Linked DNA regions of Homo sapiens: region 1 is linked to region 2. Evidence: chromatin contacts called from ENCODE POLR2A ChIA-PET data. All regions are on one chromosome and are shown on one strand. Each heading gives the region's core, a stretch centred on a gene start or an enhancer-like site at or near the end of the contact. The rest is flanking DNA. Distances are from core to core; before and after follow the strand shown.

Region 1 (5,955 bases), core at 270-2,769, 530 kb after region 2:
ATATATATATATATATATATATTCTAAACAAAGCTTTCTCAAGCGTCTAAACACACAGCAACTTGCCAAAAATTCTCCCTTCTTGTTGACTTTTATTTTTTTTTTATTTTCTGTTGAGATGGAGTCTCACTGCGATGTCCAGGCTGGAGTGCAGTGGCACGATCTCAGCTCACTGCAACTTCTGCCTCCCAGGTTCAAGCGATTCTCCTGCCTCAGCCTCCCAAGTAGTTTGGACTACAGACACATGCCACCACGCCCGGCTAATTTGTTTTGTATTTTTAGCAGAGACAAGGTTTTGCCATATTGGCCAGGTTGGTCTTGAACTCCTGACCTCAAGTGATCCACCTGCCTCAGCCTCCCAAAGTGCTGGGATTACAGGCATAAGCCACCACGCCCGGCCTTTTTTATTTTTTATTATTTTTTTTGAGACGGAGTCTCGCTCTGTCACCCAGGCTGGAGTGCAGTGGCATGATCTTGGCTCGCTGCAAGCTCCACCTCCTGTTACACCATTCTCCTGCCTCAGCCTCCCGAGTAGCTGGGACTACAGGCGCCCGCCACCACGCCCGGCTAATTTTTTTGTATTTTTAATAGAGACGAGGTTTCACTGTGTTAGCCAGGATGGTCTCAATCTCCTGACCTCGTGATCCGCCTGCCTCAGCCTCCCAAAGTGCTGAGATTACAGGCGTGAGCCACCGCGCCCAGCCCCTGGCCTTTATTTTTATTTTTTGAGACAGAGTCTCGCTCTGTCGCCCAGGCTGGAGTGCAGTGGAACAATCTCAGCTCACTGCAACCCCCGCCTCCTAGGTTCAATCGATTTTCCTGCCTCAGCTTCCTGAGTAGGTGGGACTACAGGCATACACCACCATGCCCGGCTAATTTTTTTGTGTGTATTTTTTAGTAGAGACAGGGTTTCACCTTGTTAGTCAGGCTGGTCTTGAACTCCTGACCTCAACTGATCCACCCGCACTGGCGTCCCTCCTAAAGTGCTAGGATTATAGGCATGAGCCACTGCACCCAGCTTTATATACATCAACTTTTATGGATGTAGAAAAACTTGGCTACTTATGCTATTTGTTTTGTTAGTAATTTACTATCACACACATATTTTAAGTCACATATAAAATAAATATTGATATAATGCTTTTTCCACTATCCAACTTCATAAAAACAATTTTATTTGAACTCTTCATATATATCTTCAACATCAGTGTCTTCTTCCATCACAAAAATAGTTTATCAATCTAAAAATTTTCCATAGCACATCATCTTCAGTTTGGCTCAAATTGTAAGATAATACACCATCTAAATCATCTATGATGCTGTCACTAAAATTCTTTTCCAAGTCATAAGTAGTCACTCATGTGACAGTAGGACAGTTGTTTTTTATCTGTCCTCTAGGTATAATGTGATTTGTAAAATGTAACACTTGCTATGTTGCTTTCTTAGTGAGATATACAAGGTTCATTTGTTCTGACATCTAACACAACCATTAGTCAGACCCCCAGGAACAATTGGCTCAGTGTGGGCCAGCCTCTCCTTTTCTCCTGTTCCCCTCAGGCAACCTCTATAAGTATCTCAAACCAGCCCTGACTGAGGTCACCTCAGGCAAACATGCTCTCTTAAACAGTGCTTTATTGTTCAGAAAAAAGGAAATGAACGAGCATCCTGGAAAATGGTAGGAGCTTCCCTCACATGCAGGGCAGTATTTTGGAGGGAAAGCTCTGCCTTAAGAGGCATGGAACAGAATGTCGAGCAACAGCAGATCTGGGGAGCAGAGAGGCCCCTGAGCCAGCGGGCCTGCACACACATGCCCACGGCGGGGCTGGCTGCAGGCGCTCTGCAGCAGAGCTGCCCCTGCTGCCTCCCGCCACTCTCCCCCAGATCACATGGGCACCCAGAGGGCCTGGGGCTTCCTTTCTTGTTTGCAGCCATGTTCTGAGTAGATGAGCAGTCAGAAAAATGCCTCCTGGTGAATGAAGTGACCCTGTACTGTGTATTATATATAACTACAGCACTATGGTGACTAATGATGTTGAGAATAACTAAGCATATATGAATTACAAGCCTTAAAAGAGGATCTTAGGTTAGCTTTCAAATTATTCTACGTACCTCGTATTAGCTCATAAATATTCATGTCCATAAGTTCACATATTAGTGCAAGAGAACCAGATTTTCTGTCACTGAAGAAGAAAGCAAGTTTTTAAAATAAATTTTCTGGCCTTAATCAGAAAATATAATCCAATATTTAATTCATTTGTAAACATTTCTAGTAAACATTAGGTACTCCCACATCAAATACTACAGTGTAATTGCTGAAACAGTAAAGGTTTTGATTTTAAATCAGTATTTCAGATAAAATTAACTAAAAATACTAGCAAAACCCAACTTTGAACAAAATTCTAGAAGTTGAAAACAGATATGTCTTGAAAATACATAATTAATTATCAGCAGAAAGAAGAAAAAGGTTGGGGAGTTGGGTAAGCAAAACAATAAAAGAGGCCAGGCGTGGTGGCTCACGCCTGTAATCCCAACACTTTGGGAGCCCGAGGTGGTCGATCACTTCAGGTTAGGAGTTTGAGACCAGCCTGGCCAACATGGTGAAACCCCATCTCTACTAAAAATACAAAAGCTGGGTGTGGTGGCGTGTGCCTGTAGTCCCAGCTGCTCGGGAGGCTGAAGGAGGAGAATAGCTTAAACCCGGGAGGCGGAGGTTGCAGTGAGCCGAGATCGTACCACTGTACTCCAGCCTGGGCAACAGAGTGAGACCCTGTCTCAAAAAAAAAAAAAAAAAAAAGAAAGAAAGAAAGAAAATTAATTCGTGCTCCATGACTGCAAATTTAATTTTAATTTAGCTAAATTCCTTCCATGTAATTGGGATAAATCACAATGGGAGAGTAAAAACCAAAAACCAGTCAGGGGAAAAAGAGAAAAACGAGTCACATCACAAGTGTGTGATATCAACGCTGACACAGAATAGGGACAGAGACTGCTGGCTGAGCCACCAACTTCTGAGTTCAAGCAGGCCCTTAAAGGGTTCCCAGAGTCCTGAGCAAGAGCCTGTATCATCCCAGACCCTACTCTGGGTGCCTCCAATCTGGCTGGAAGAGGTCTCGGTTGTTCCGAGGTCCATGTGAGATTCTGGACAGAGTACTTTGTAAAGTGCGTGGGAAGTGCACGACGTGCATGCAGTGTTGAGACTATTACATACAAACTGCACTCTCTGGACCTGGCCCAAATTGACTTCTAAGAACGCTACAGGACAGGAACCCACACAGTTATAACAAGACATTTCATTTTGAGTTTAAAACTGTTTCATTCTCTGATTAAAATCTACCAGACTTTAACTGGCAGTGAAGTTTAACTGGAGTTCCTTGGCCGATCTTACAGGCCAGGCTCCCTCCGGAGCCACAGCGAAGCTTCTACACTGAGGTGCACCCTCTCAGAGTGTCAGTGCCATTCTAGCCCACAGCAAAGAAGGTCCCAAAACCCTGTAGCCTGACTCCCTGGTTCAGTGAGGTCTGTAAGCACAGCACAGAGCTGTCAGGAAGAAGGCTTCCCAGGCTCAGGCAGGCACCGAGGGACAAGCTGTGCTCTGCCTTTTTGAATGATAGATAAGCCTTATGGAAACTATTCTATAATTAGAACAGAAATGAAAAATCCCCAGAAATGTTATCAATTACAGTAAGAAAGACTACAGGAGACTGTTCAGAAATGGCAACTGGCAGGGACAGAATGAGAATGTACAATCCCTGAAATAACACAAACAGTGCTTTCCCAGTAGGTCAAAATTCACACTCAAGACCTTAGCAGCCTAACTGAGCTCCAGGAGATGAACTGTTTGCATGACGGATGCTTTTATGATGTGGAGTCACCTAAATGAAGGCATTTCCACATTAATTAAGAATCAGATGCTGGCCGGGCACAGTGGCTCATGCCTGTAATCCCAGCATTTTGGGAGACCAAGGTGGGTGGATAACCTGAGGTCAGGAGTTTGAAACCAACCTGGCCAACATGGTGAAACCCCATCTCTACTAAAAATACAAAAATTAGCTGGGCGTGGTTGTGGGTGCCTGTGATCCCAGCTACTCGGGAGGCTGAGGCAGGAGATGGCTTGAACCAGGGAGGCGGAGTTTGTTGTGAGCCAAGATCACGCCGCTGCACTCCAGCCTGCATGACAGAGAGAGAGACTCCTTCTCAAAAAATAATAATAAAAAAAAGAATCAGATGCACATTTTTCCAAATAAAAATGTGATGTAAGATGAAGTAAAAATGGTTACTCTCTGAGCTACAAAGTAAATATTCAAAATGTCTACCATGGTTTTCTTTCTTAAAAAGAGATTATTTTCATCAAATTTAGATAACTTTTCAAGCTCCAAATATACTTACAAAACCACTTCATGCAACATAAGAATGTTTGGGTGCGGATTCAGGCGCCTCAGTGCTTGGATCTCTCGTAGGTTGTTGACTTGCTCAATACTATCGTGTAGGTAAAAATGGATAGCTCATTCACAGTTTAGGTCAACTTCAAAATTAGAGTTACTTATTATCCAGGATCACAATTTTAAAACTCACAAATATTTCAAGCAAGTTAATCAGGTTTTATTTCTCCCATTAGAAACTGAAGTTAAGCATACCTCATTGCTGCATTAAAAAATCAAGGTTCTTATAGCTAGAACATACGTTAAAATTTTTCCCATCTAAGATCCTGAAAGAATACTTGGTAGTTTATTTTACATATTAACAAACATAAAAGTAGACATTAAAACTTATGATTAATTAATAAGATTAATAATTAAGATTTAGTCTTCAGTTTATAGATACACTATCTGAAAATGAGCATTTCAAAGTTCCAAGAAAAGACCCACCCCTCCTTTTTTTTTTTGTTTTTGAGACAAAGCCTCACTGTCATCCAGGCTGGAGTGCAATGGTGCAATCATGTCTCACTGAAGCCTCAACCTTCCAGGCTCAGGTGATCCTCCCACCTTAGCCTCCTGAGTAGCTGGGACCACAGGTGCATCCCACTATGCCCTCTCAAACTCCCAGGCTCAAATGATCGGCCCGCCTCAGCCACCCAAAGTACTGTGATTACAAGCGTGAGCCACTGTGCCCGGCCTCTTTCTTATCTTTAATGATGCTATACTCTTTTTGATTTTTTGTTTTTTTGAAACGGAGTTTCTCTCTTGTTGCCCAGGCTGGAGTGCAATGGTGTGATCTTGGCTCACTGCAACCTCTGCCTCCCGGGTTCAAGCGATTCTCCTGCCTCAGCCTCCCAAGTAGGTGGGATTATAGGCACCCGCCACCATGCCTGGCTAATTTTTTTATTTTTAGTAGAGATGGAGTTCACCATGTTGGCCAGGCTGGTCTCAAACTCCTGACCTCAGGTGATCCACCCACCTTGGCCTCCCAAAGTGCGGGCATTACAGGTGTGAGCTACCACGCCCGGCCCTCTTTTCCATTTCATTCACTTGGTGACAAGCATTCTCTTGGCAGGTGTGCCTTATTGCAGGCTCTTCTTTATGAAGACTGCTCTGCCAATACAAATCATGCCAAAACAGTGCAATCAGGCCCAAGGCCTGAGGCTAGCTATCACTGCCCTCTAGACAGACCTCTTTTGAGAATGCCACTTCACCACGGTAGGCCCATGGGGTCACACCTAATTGAATAATTCAATTCACCAGAAATTTTCATCTCAGGGGCTCCAAAAGGAACTAATTGTGGGACTATTTTTTCAACTGGCAAATTCTGTTCTATAAACTTTTAACATATATTGGAAAGTTCAACATTTGTTTGGTTATTTGAAGAGTACCCAGTAGTAGTATAGGTATAGTTTAAAATCAATATGGCTGAGGCCAGGCGTGGTCGCTCATGCCTGTAATCCCAGCACTTTGGGAGGCCAAGGCAGGTGGATCACCTGAGGTCAGGAGTTCCAGACCAGCCTGGCCAACATGGTGAAAC
Region 2 (5,865 bases), core at 2,682-5,181:
ACGGAGATGATCCTCCTCCTTCCCTGACCTTTGCTCCTCCAATGATCTTGCCTTCTACCCGTGCTCGGCCACCTCTCCCACGCTCCTTCTCTAGATCCCTACGTGCCATCCAACAGAGTGGCCACAAACCCCTCAAAATGAGCCTGGTCCAAAGTGAGAGGCACTGTCTGTGTAAATCACATGCGAGGTTTCAAAGTCGTAGTGTGGGAAAAAATGTAAAATACTTCACTAATAATTCTGAATGTTGATTACATGTTGAGGTGACATTTGGGATGCATTTGGGTTAAATAGAATATAATTGTACCTTCTTTACCTCATGTCCCACTCCCCTTCTTCCCATGTGGACTCCATAGTCCATTGTGCCACCCCTCTCTCCTGTGCACCTTCAGCCCCCTCACCTTTCTCTCATTTCCTCATACTCGCCTGGGAAAAACCTCCAACCTGCTCAATTACAACACAGTGCCAGCACCTGTTAAGCTGAACGAGGTTGAAGGAAAACACGCAAAGATTCTGACCCTCCACTCAGGTTTTGGCTTCCCCCATTTCAGCAGCGCTCCACCACCACCACCAATTGTTGATTTGTCCTCCCTATTGGAGCCAACCCATCATCTCCCATTATAATAATTCATTCATTAAAAAAATTAAAACTTGATCTCTGATATGGTTTGGCTGTGTCCCCAACCACATCTCATCTTGAATTGTGGTTACCATAATTCCCACTTGTCATGGGAGGGACCCGGTGGGAGGTAATTGAATCATGGGGGTGGTTACCCCCATGCTACTGTTCTCATGATAGTGAGTGAGTTCCCACGAGATCTGATGGTTCAATAAGGGGCTTTCCCCCTTTTTGCTCGGTACTTCTCCTTGCTGCTGCCATATGAAGATATGAAGAAGGACATATTTGCTTCCCCTTCTGCCATGACTGTAAGTTTCCTGAGGCCTCCCCAGCCATGCTGAACTGTCAGTCAATTAAACCTCTTTCCTTTGTAAATTACCCAGTCTCGGGTATGTCTTTATTGGCAACGTGAGAACGGACTAATAAAATCTCTCTCTCCCTTTCTGCTCTCCTTTATAGCAAGACTCTTTGGAAGTATCCATCTGGGCCAGAGTGCAGTGGCATACTCACAGCTCACTGCAGCCTCGATCTCCTGAGCCCAAGCAATTCTCGCACCTCAGCCTCTTAGTAGCTGGGACTACAGGTGTGCACCACCACTCCCCGCTAATTTGTAAAAATTTTTTGTAGGCCGGGCGCAATGTCTCATCCCTGTAATTGCAGCACTTTGGGAGGCCGAGGTGGGCGGATCACCTGAGGTCAGGAGTTGGAGACCAGCCTGGCCAACATGGTGAAACCTTGTCTCTAGTAAAATACAAAAAATTAGCCAGGTGTGTTGGCGGGCACCTGTAATCCCAGCTACTCAGGAGGCTGAATGAAGAGAATTGCTTGAACCTGGGAGGTGGAGGTTGCAGTGAGCTGAGGTTGCACCACTGCACTCCACCCTGGGCTACAGAGCGAGACTCTGTCAAAAAAAAAAAAAATTAAAAAAAAAATTTGTAGAGACAGAGTCTTGCTATGTTTCCCAGGTTGCTCTGGAACTCTTGGCCTCAAGCAATCCCTACCTCAACTTCCCAAAGTGCTGAGCTTATAGGTGTGAGCCCCTGCACCCAGCTGGAAGTATCTATTCTTATTATCTTCAATTTTTCTCCTCCCATTTTCTCTTGAACCTTTTCAATCAGTATTTGCCTCCTACCACCACATTGAAGCCCTCCAGTGGCTTCCCTATTTCATTTGGGATAAAATCCAAAGTCTTGGCCAGGTGCGGTGGCTCATGCCTGTAATCCCAACACTTTGGGAGGCCAAGGTGGGCAGATCACTTAAGCTCAGGAGTTCAAGACCAGCCTGGGCAACATGGTGAAACCCCATCTCTACAAAAAGTACAAAAATTAGCCATGTGTAGGGGCGCATGGCTGTAATCCCAACTACTTGAGGTGCTGAGGCAGGAGGATTGCGTGAACTTGGGAGGTCGAGGCTGTAGTGAGCCAAGATCATGCCACTGCACTCCAGCATGGGTGACAGAGCGAGACCTTGTCTCAAAAAAGAAAAATAAAGCCAGAGTCTTCGCAGTGCCCACAAGACCCTACGTGACCTGATCTCCCATGACTCATTGCTCCTCGACAGCCACCACTCCGTTCCATGGAGTAGCCCAGGCCAACTGCTCTGCAGCCAAACTCAGGGAAACTTGGAGAACATGTGTGGACCAGAGGACCCCTTCCTCCTGGCTACCAAAAGAACCCCCAAATCCTGCAGCCCACCAGCTGTGTGCCCAGACACAATCTGGAGTAGAGGAGTAGACAGTGGCAGCCATCAGAAGCCCCACTGGCCAAACACTTCAGCCTCAGAATGCTGAGCTGCTCAAAGAACTGGTTAAATGTTTGTATTAGACCAAGGTTACTAGAATGGATGTTTCTCCCCATTGTATTACCCAGCAGAGAGTACCTTTCAAGAAAGATCAGATTAATTAAGTAGGAAAATGAAGACACTCTATTTTCTTTGCACATCTGATGTATTGTGAGTGATTTTGTGACCCTGCTACGTGCACGCATATGCACAGAAAAAAAATATCTTAGAATGTAGACCAAAATATTAACAGTGGTTATGGATGAGTGATGGATGAGTGAACTAACTATAGATTTGGAAGGATATTGTCTGTTTTAAAAGAAAATGAACACTTTCACTCCCAAACAAGACGGAATGTAGAGACTGGATTTCCTCTCCTGCCTGAAAAAGTCAAAATAAATTGGACCAAATATATAAAACAAGAGTTCTCAAGACACTGGATGATATGGTTTTGCTATGTCCCCACCCAAATCTCATCTTGAATTGTAGCTCCCATAATTCCCATGTGTTGTGGGAGGGACCTGGTGGGAGATATTTGAATCATGGGGGTGGTTTCCCCCATACTGTTCTCGTGGTAGTGAACAAGTCTCACGAGATCTGATGGTTTTATAAGGGGTTTCCCTCTCCACTTGGTTCCATTCTCTCTTGTCCACCACCATATAAGATGTGCCTTTCACCTTCTGCCATGATTGTAAGGCTTCCCCAGGCCCGTGGAACTGTGAGTCCATTAAACCTATTAAACCTGTTTTTCCTTATAATTTACCCAGTCTCGGGTATGTCTTTATCAGCAGCATGAGGACAGACTAATACACTGGATATCAGGTAACTAGGCACAATGATTTCTGAGAATGTGGAAAATAAAGTGAGCCTGCAATTAACCCAGCTTCCTTTCTTGAGAGGGTTTCCAAGCTACAGTATGGACAAGGGTACCCAGGTGGGGCCTGGCAGGCTCTTCGAGTTGGGAAGACAGAGCTGAGAGTCCAGGGAGACTCTGGTCACAGGTAGGGGCAGGGGGGTGATGCTGAGAGCCCCTGGGGCATGCCTGCCCTCTACAAAGCTCGTGGTTGAATGCAGGGAGGTGGTCTGGGGGTGGACTTGGGCAATGGGGAGGCTGCATGGGTTAGAGCCAAGCTCTCCCCTCTTCCAGTCTGTCTGGGCCTCTGCAGCTCCCGGTAACTTTGCACTGATTCCAGAGACAGTGATTGCTCAGGTACCCAGGTCTGGGTGTAATTAAAAAAAAAACAAAACAACAACAACAACAACAACAACAACAAAAAACCAAACCTGGCTCTTGGTGCTTTCAGAGATGGCTCAGAGCAGGAATTCTCTAGCTTTGGGGTGCATCCTCAGAGGTGGGGGGGGGCTTGCTGAAAAGACAGGTGTATGGTCCCACCTCAGGCCTGCTGAACAGAAGCTCTGGAGCAGGCTCAGGAGTTTCTTTTCTAACAGGCTCCCCGAGAGATCCTAGCAAATGTTTGCACAACACTCACTTGGAAGCTATGTGACCAAAACCATGATCACAGGGTTGTCCCTGAACACGGTGGGGAAATAACCTCTCCCTTAAATCTCCCCTGCGTGGTGACTTAGGGGAGGAGCCGGAAGAGAGCAGTGCTTCACAATAAAAGGAAGAATTGCTTGAACGGAGGCGTTTCAGGCATGAGTCACAGGCCGGGTGTGGAAGAGGAAAGTGTGAAGCAAGGTAGGCTTCCCAGCACCCCTCCATGCACAGCAGGGGCTGGCCAGCCTCAGCCAGGCCAGATGGAGCCCTGGAGGGTGGGGCTGGCTGCCCAGCTAGAGTGTCTCCTTTTACTTCCAGCAGGAAAAAAAGGCCTCCTGTCAATAGCAGAATCATCTACGTTTTCCCTGCCTTCCTCACTTAAATGCTTTCGAGGAGTGGGAGGAAGAAATTGGAGGCTGGAATGAATACCCTTTGCCCTCCTCTGAAAGCAGCCTGGGAGGGGTGACGGGGTGTAGGAGCAGAGACTTCAAGTGGCCCCCACCTGCCAAACCATTCTCAGGGACAGGTACCAGCTGGGATGTTGGCAGCAGCCGCTCCCCTGCAAGGAGAACCTCCCACTTCCTGTCCCGCACACCTGCCTCATTGGAAAGTGACGCACCCACTGTTTGGCCTCGGCAGCCTGATGTTTCTCATCACACAGGAAGACGGTCATGCTACAGGAAGACCTCGGACTTTGCATCCAGCAGATGTGAGTTCAAATTCCAGCTTTGTAATTTGCAAGCTCAGAGGTGGATTTGCTGGGAAGCTAAACAAGCTTACCTGCAGAGCCCCCAGCTTGCATGGGCCCCTCCCAAGACCTTAACCTCATTTTGTATTCATAATTTTGTAGTCTTTTCCCTTCAAAAGGCAGCCCAAATTTAAAAGCATTAAGCCCCACAAGACCTGAGTCCACCTAGGAGGTGGGAGATATCCCTTGCAGCATGAGAATAATAATTACCACCTCGTAGGGTTGTTCTAGAGATTGTCAGACCGAGACCACGCCACACACCCAGAAGGCACCCAAGTCACAGAGCCTGATATTGTTCCTGGAGCGCCATTGCATCATCCTTGACCACAAGATCTGCGTCATTGGATTTGTCTCAAAAACTTGGGACTCTGGAGATAAAACCTCATTGCAAGGCTACCTTTGCCACTGTATCTTAGCAGCTTTTGAAGCAAAGCATTTCAATATTTAGACACTGTGTTTCTAATGGGTACTGGGATCAAAATAATAAAAACTCAGTCTGCAAAGGGAGAAGAATAGAAACCAGCAGATTTATTATTTCACAGAATGTTCCTCTCCTCTCAGGTAAACATGCCTAATAATATCTGCTTAACTAATGAGCACCCGCATTGTCAGTGGGGCCTTGACTCTGACGACGTAATGCATTTCTGTGCCATTGCACCCCCCACCCATCTCGGAGAGCATCTGAAAATTAAGTGGGGCAGATGTAATTATGCATCTAATATGCAAGGTACATGTGCATGTAGAAGTGTGCATTGTGTAAACAACTGTATCAAATCAACTGCATGTATCTGCTTGGCTCACGTCCTACAAGCACAATTTTCATTTTATTCCAGTTACTTCTTTTTTTTTTTTTTTTTTACAGAGTCTCACTGTGTTGCCCGGGCTGGAGTGCAGCAGCGCCATATTGGCTCACTGCAACCTCCGCCTCTCAGGTTCAAGCAATTCTCATGCCTCAGCCTCCCAAGTAGCTGGAATTACAGGCATGCGCCACCACACCCAGCTAATTTTTGTACTTTTAGTAGAGGTGGGGTTTCACCATGCGTTGGCTGGTCTCAAACTCCTCACTTCAGGTGATCTGCCCACCTTGGCCTCCCAAAGTCCTGGGATTACAGGCATCAGCCACCATGCCCGGCCTTCCAGTTACTTCTTGCTGGCTAATAAATCACCCCAGAACCAAGTGGCTTAAGACAGCCATGAGTGTTTTGTAACAAGCATTGGATGACT

The links. ChIA-PET counts read pairs that join two places held with the same protein, here RNA polymerase II (POLR2A).
Region 1: POLR2A ChIA-PET joins it to region 2 with 15 read pairs in activated T-cell. The contact joins the enhancer-like site here to the promoter of LINC02320 in region 2. POLR2A ChIA-PET finds 5 or more read pairs at or near these places in 3 of 52 experiments (activated T-cell, activated naive CD4-positive, alpha-beta T cell and naive thymus-derived CD8-positive, alpha-beta T cell).

The regions. Positions count from the first base shown.
Region 1 is chr14:102,261,437-102,267,391 of GRCh38, forward strand. MOK (MOK protein kinase) reads right to left here. Exons shown (of 12, transcript NM_014226.3): 3 at 4,387-4,476; 4 at 2,110-2,180. Among named protein-coding and RNA genes, the nearest start is that of MOK, 41 kb to the right of the region's middle. Within about 2 kb of position 1,520, at least 5 of the 41 ENCODE cell types and tissues checked have a DNase peak (open chromatin) inside an H3K27ac peak, as active enhancers do.
Region 2 is chr14:101,727,375-101,733,239 of GRCh38, forward strand. It overlaps LINC02320 (long intergenic non-protein coding RNA 2320), which reads right to left and starts at 3,932. Exons shown (of 6, transcript NR_184269.1): 1 at 3,680-3,932. LINC00239 (long intergenic non-protein coding RNA 239) reads left to right here and starts at 3,063. Exons shown (of 4, transcript NR_026774.1): 1 at 3,063-3,113; 2 at 3,983-4,094; 3 at 4,414-4,602; 4 at 4,862-5,151. RefSeq lists enhancers at 3,498-4,697, 3,740-3,799, 4,530-4,629.